Linked DNA regions of Homo sapiens: region 2 is linked to region 1. Evidence: chromatin loops called from intact Hi-C (ENCODE). Cell type or tissue: Caco-2. All regions are shown on one strand. Each heading gives the region's core, and the rest is flanking DNA. Links, peaks and the distances in the headings are about the cores only. Region 1 overlaps LOC105374308 (a long non-coding RNA gene). Region 2 overlaps DLG1 (discs large MAGUK scaffold protein 1).

Region 1 (2,915 bases), core at 248-2,747:
GACCATAATTGCCTAAAGGCCAGACGGCCTGTTAAGGGCAAAGCTGGGACATAAACTAGTTGTCTCCAAAGCCTATTTTTAAAATTTTTCCTGTTGTTGTCATTGAGCAGGGGAAGGACTCATTCACATACCTTAAAATTCACCGTTTTAAAGTGTGTAATCCAGTGAAAACCCTGTTTAATCAACAGGCCAAGTGTTTTCAACTTCGGTGTGATCACTGTTCACTTGTGAAGTATGTGGTAAGCAATGTGTTGCTATTAATAGCTGAATTACCAAAGTTATTAGAATGATTTACTTCAAAAAATGGAAATCAGAATTAACAAAAGATTACCCTGTTCATAATGCCATCCCCATTTCCAGGCCGGGCTTGTTGGCTCCGCCTGTAATCCCAGCGCTGTGGGAGGCCGAGGCGGGTGGATCACCTGAGGTCAGGAGTTCGAGACCAGCCTGGCCAACATGGTGAAACCCCGTCTCTACTAAAAATACAAAAAATTAGTCAGGCATGGTGGTGGGTGCCTGTAGTCCCAGCTACTCAGGAGGCTGAGGCAGGAGAATCGCTTGAACCTGGGAGGCGGAGGTTGTAGTGAGCTGAGATCACACCATTGCACTCCAGCCTGGGCGACAGAGCGAGACTCTGTCTCAAAATAATAATAATAAAACAATGCCATCCCCATTTCCTTGAACTCTGATGTCCAGCACAGCTCCTGCCTAGAGGCGTTGGCACCCATTTGGAGTGGTTCCAAGGAGAAAATGGCAGAGCACGTGACACAGCCTGCCATAAAGCTGTCTCCATCACAAGACAGAATGGGTAAGCACCCCAAGACAGTACAGAGTGTTCCAGGAAAACTACTTAGAAATGGCAAATCAGTTCAGCAACGTTTCAGATTATAAGAAAAAAATTAAATCAATACACCGTTTCTAGAGTCCAGTGATGAAGACTAGAAGGAAATGCAATAGAGAGAGCTCATTCCCTGAAGAATCCAAATCATTAAGTATTTTGCAATTCACGTAAAAGGACATGAAGAATGCATTCAAAGAAAATTACAAACCTCTAATAGAAAAATAAAAACGAATAAATGGAGCTTCTGCCTGGGAAGATTCTACATGGTAAATGGCACATTCAATCTGCAGTGTAAAAGCTCATGCAACCTGACCATGCCATCTGCTGTAGAAGGAGGGAGGTGACACTCTTGCTGTCCCCTGAGCTGATCACAGCACACTCCAAGAAAGACCTAGACAAACTCAAACAAGGTGGGACCAGGGGTGGAGTCGGGGGAGCAGGCTGGCAACAGACCTGGAAGCCAGTCACACAACACAAGGAATGAGCTGGTTGAATCTGGGCATTAGAGAACAGGAGGCATTTTTTGCAGGTAAGAGGAGATTTAGGGGCAGGGTTGAAGGGTTGTGGTATGGAAGAAGTATTAGATTTGCCCTATGGAGCAACAGTGAGTAAAAATGACAGGAAAAGAGATTTCTGTCTCAAACAAAGTAGCAACTTTTTGGAAGTCAGAAGTGTCATTGATCTAAATTAAATGACGCTATGAAGCAGGCAGAGTAGGCGATATTATCACCCCCAACAAAAAGATGGGGAAAAGGTCCAGCAGGCAGAAATGACTTGTCTATCATCACCCAGGAGGGGCATATGAGGCTGTGGACACCCCCTGTGCTGTGTCCAGTGCCCCAGGCTGCTTCTGGAGCCAGCACTGAGCTTCCACAGATGTGGCAAAACAGGTGTGAACAGCCGGCAGTGCCCTTCTCCTCTCCCAGCAAGAAAGTCACAAGAAAACTACCAAAGTCAAAGGATGACGAGCAACTCTGAATATTCTGGGGAAAGAAGGATCAGGCAAGGACCAGTGATTCCCTACGGGAAAGTAATGACTTCTGACTGGAAGCTCCTACCAGGAATTTCTGACAGGAGACCAGGGATTTCTGACAGGAGACCAGGAACTTCTGACAGGAGACCAGGGACTTCTGACAGGAGACCAGGGACTTCTGACAGGAGACCAGGGATTTCTGACAGGAGACCAGGAACTTCTGACAGGAGACCAGGGATTTCTGACAGGAGACCAGGGACTTCTGACAGGAGACCAGGGATTTCTGACAGGAGACCAGGGACTTCTGACAGGAGACCAGGGACTTCTGACAGGAGACCAGGGATTTCTGACAGGAGAGTAGTGGTTTATGACAGGAAAACAGGGATGTCTGATGGAAAATGTTGGCCTCCAGTGGGCTATGCATGGAGCTCTGACAAGAAAACAAGGATTTCTGAAAGAAACTGATTTTTCTCAGGACGGTGATTTCTAAAAGCAAAGTAGTGATTTCTCAGCCAGGCACAGTGGCTCATGCCTGTAATCCTAGCACTTTGGGAGGCTGAGGCGGGTGGATCACTTGAGGTCAGTAGTTCGAGACCATCCTGGCGGACATGGTGAAACCCCGTGTCTACTAAAAATACAAAAATTAGCCGGGTGTGATGGTGCGTGCCTGTAGTCCCAGCTACTCGGAGGCTGAGGCAGGAGAATCGCTTGAATCTGGGAGGCGGAGCTTGCAGTGAGCCAAGATCGCGCCACTGCACTCCAGTCTGGGAGACAGAGTGAGACGCCACCTCAAAAAGAAGAAAGAAAGAGAGAGAGAGAAAGAAAGAAAAAGAAAGAAAGAGTGATTTCTGATTTCTGACAACAATGATTTCTGACAAGAAAACAGGTTGCTGATAGGAGAGCGTGAATTTCTGACAGGACGCTAGTGTCCACCACGTAGCAAAGGGGTTATTCCTGACAGGACGTCTTCCACAGGAATGAGGGTTTCTGTTAGGAAGGACCAAAAGCAGCAGCACAGAACAAACTGAAAAATAACAGGAGGGAATGAGACCCCTTCAGGAAATAGCTTCTTGGGTGTGGAGGGAGGTCCTCAGGAATAAA
Region 2 (2,915 bases), core at 261-2,760, 180 kb before region 1:
TGTATAATTATTTATCAATTTTAAAAGAGTACTATTGAAAGCAGACTATGTGTATATTCTTCCAGACATGCCTAACCTCATGGTTTTCTTTTCACACACAGTCATACTATGCCTCCTGACATGTAACCTGCTTTCACTCATTTAATAACACATAATGGATACACAGAATATATTTTGCCTGCTACTTTATCTTGCATTAAATGGCTCTACCATAATGTGTTTATCCGATCTCTTACCGATAATCTTTTATATCCCTTGTTGGTTTCTACTAATTAAGGCTGCAGTGAGCATCCCTGTACAAATACCTTCAATAATCTGTGGTGAATCTGGAGCATATGCTGGATCAAACGATACGAATATAAAGTTGTCTTTCAAATTAGTTGCACTACTGTATTCTCCCTTACTAACTGTACAGGAGCTTCTGTTTCCTCCTATTTATTTAATCTCTGACAATCAAATTTGTTAAAAATATCCTTGCTGTCAATGTAATTTGCATTTTTAAGTGTGGCTGAGCATTTCTTCATAGGCTTATTGGCCCACATTTATTTCTTCTTCTTCAAACTACAATACTCACACTGTTAAGTCAGTTTCCTATTGAACACGGGCCTTTTTCTTAGTTTCTATAAGAAGTTTCTTAAGTTGAAAGGACTGGAAATTAAAATTAATCCTTTTTCATATATGTGACAAATTTTCATCCTAATATATAATTTATCTTTGTATTATATCTTTCAAGATTCAGAAGTTCTACAATCAAAATTTGAAGTCAAAGTCCACAAAGAAATTCTATAAAGTCAGCAGCATTTTTAACCTTTTAATTTTTGTGGTGTTTTTTGGTCATGGTTAGAAAAGCCTTCCTTATTAAAAATCAAAATTTTTATTTTTTTTAATTTTTAACTTTTTTTTTCTTGTTTGGAGACAGGGTCTCGCTCTGTCGCCCAGGCTGGAGTGCGGTGGTACGATCTTGGCTCACTCCAGCCTTGACCTCCAGGACTCAAGCGATCTTCCCACCTCAGCCTCCTGAGTAGCTGGGACCACAGGAGGGAGCCACTACACCCAGCTAATTTTTGCATTTTTTGTAGAGATGGAGTTTCACCATGTTTCCCAGGCTGGTTTCGAACTTCTGAGCTTAAGCGATCTGCCCAGCTTGGCCTCCCAAAGTGCTGGAATTACAGGCATGAGCCACTGCGCCCAGCCCCAAAATCTTACTTTTATGGTTTTTTTTTTTTTAACCTTTGAATCTCTAGTCTAGTTGAAATGTATTGTGATGTTAGGAGTAGGGTGCATCCTTTTCTACTGAAATGTCCCATTAAATCAGGAAATTCCTCCTACTCTTTCATCTTGCCTTTTTTTCCAGAGGGAGTCTCACCCTGTCACCCAGGCTGGAGTGCAGTGGTACGATCTTGCCTTCCTGGGTTCTTTGGCAACCTCCGCTTCCTAGGTTCATGCGATTCTCACGTCTCTGCCTCCCAAGCAGCTGGAACCACAGGCACGCACCACCACACCTGGCTAATTTTTGTATTTTTAGTAGAGGCGGGGTTTTGCCATGTTGCTCAGGCTGGTCTTGAACTCCTGACCTCAGGTGATTCACCTGCCTGGGCCTCCAAAAGTGCTAGGATTACAGGTGTGAACCACCAGGCCTGGCCTCATCTTTTTAAGAGTCATCTATCCTTCCTTATAAATCAACCCTTTTCTACTGAAATATCCCATTAAATCAGGCAATTCCTCCTACTCTTTACTCTTGCTTTTTTTTAAGTCTATATCCTTTCTTATAATCTCTAAAACTAACTCACTCTTATTTTAGAATAGAGTTGTTCTTATAAAAATGATGTGTTATTTTTTAAAATTAAGAGAGAGAGCCGGGTGTGGTACCTTACACCTGTAATCCCAGCTACTCTGGAGGCTGAGGTGGGAGGACTGCTGGAGACCACCACCAGGAGTCTGAGACTAGCCTAGGCAACATAGTGAGACCCAGTCTTCAAAAAACTGTTTAAAGAAATGGTTTTGGGGTCGGGCATGGTGGCTGAAGCCTGTAATCCCAGCACTTTGGGAGGCCAAGGCAGGTGGATCACCTGAGGTCAAGAGTTTGAGACCAGCCTGGCCAACATGGTGAAACCCCATCTCTACAAAAATACAAAAATTAGCCGTGTATGATGGTGGGTGCTGTAATCCCAGCTACTCGGGAGGCTGAGGTGGAAGAATCACCTGAACCTGGGAGGTGGAGGTTGCAGTGAGACGAGATCGTACCATTGCACTCTAGCCTCGGTGGGAGAGCAAGACTCTGTCCCAAAAAAAAAAAAAAAAAAAAAAAAAAAAAGAAATGATTTTAGCTGGGTGTGGTGGTGCACACATGTAGGCCCAGCTACTCAGTAGGCTGAGGCAGGATGATCCCTGGAGCCCCCAAGTTTTGAGGATACAGTGAGCTATGATCGCACCACTGCACTTCAGCCTGGGTGACAGAGTGAGACACAGTTTCTAAAAAAACAAAAAAAGTAGTACAAAAAAGAAAAAAATCCCTATCACTCTGAAACAATCATTAAACACTAAACAAACATTATTCCAAACATCTCACTAGACATATGCTCAAAGTAAAAGATAATATATACAAAAAAAATTTTTTTAAGAAAATGGGATACTAATCCTGTCCCTTTAAATTTACTACATCAGAAGAAATAGAACAAACAAAGTTATAAGGTCACAAAGTAACTGACAAATGACCTGGCAAGAATTAGATCAGTGAACTTAAAAAAAAAAAAGACAAAACTGGATAGCTGCTTTAAAGATGAAGATTTGCATTTTAAGAGAATAACAGTCAAGGCTTTGTGAAAATTGAGCAATCTTAACTACTTTTAGCAAAAATAATCCTCTTTTTAGTCCTGCAAAAGCAAACATGAAGTCAAAGAGGCATGTTGCATGCA

What was found. Peaks named below come from ENCODE experiments on the same cell type or tissue, not always from the same donor. Only the 100,000 strongest peaks of a DNase experiment are listed, where the experiment ranks them.
Region 2: it touches region 1 in a loop (4-fold over the local background); 5 of 110 quality-filtered maps call a loop at or near these places.

Annotation. Positions count from the first base shown.
Region 1 is chr3:197,453,038-197,455,952 of GRCh38, forward strand. The region is part of intron 2 of LOC105374308 (a long non-coding RNA gene); the gene reads right to left. Among named protein-coding and RNA genes, the nearest start is that of LINC02012, 55 kb to the right of the region's middle. In Caco-2, for the core only: no CTCF peak of the experiment used is centred there; a DNase peak (open chromatin) is centred at 1,194.
Region 2 is chr3:197,275,998-197,278,912 of GRCh38, forward strand. The region is part of intron 4 of DLG1 (discs large MAGUK scaffold protein 1); the gene reads right to left. Among named protein-coding and RNA genes, the nearest start is that of MIR4797, 16 kb to the right of the region's middle. In Caco-2, for the core only: no CTCF peak of the experiment used is centred there; no DNase peak of the experiment used is centred there.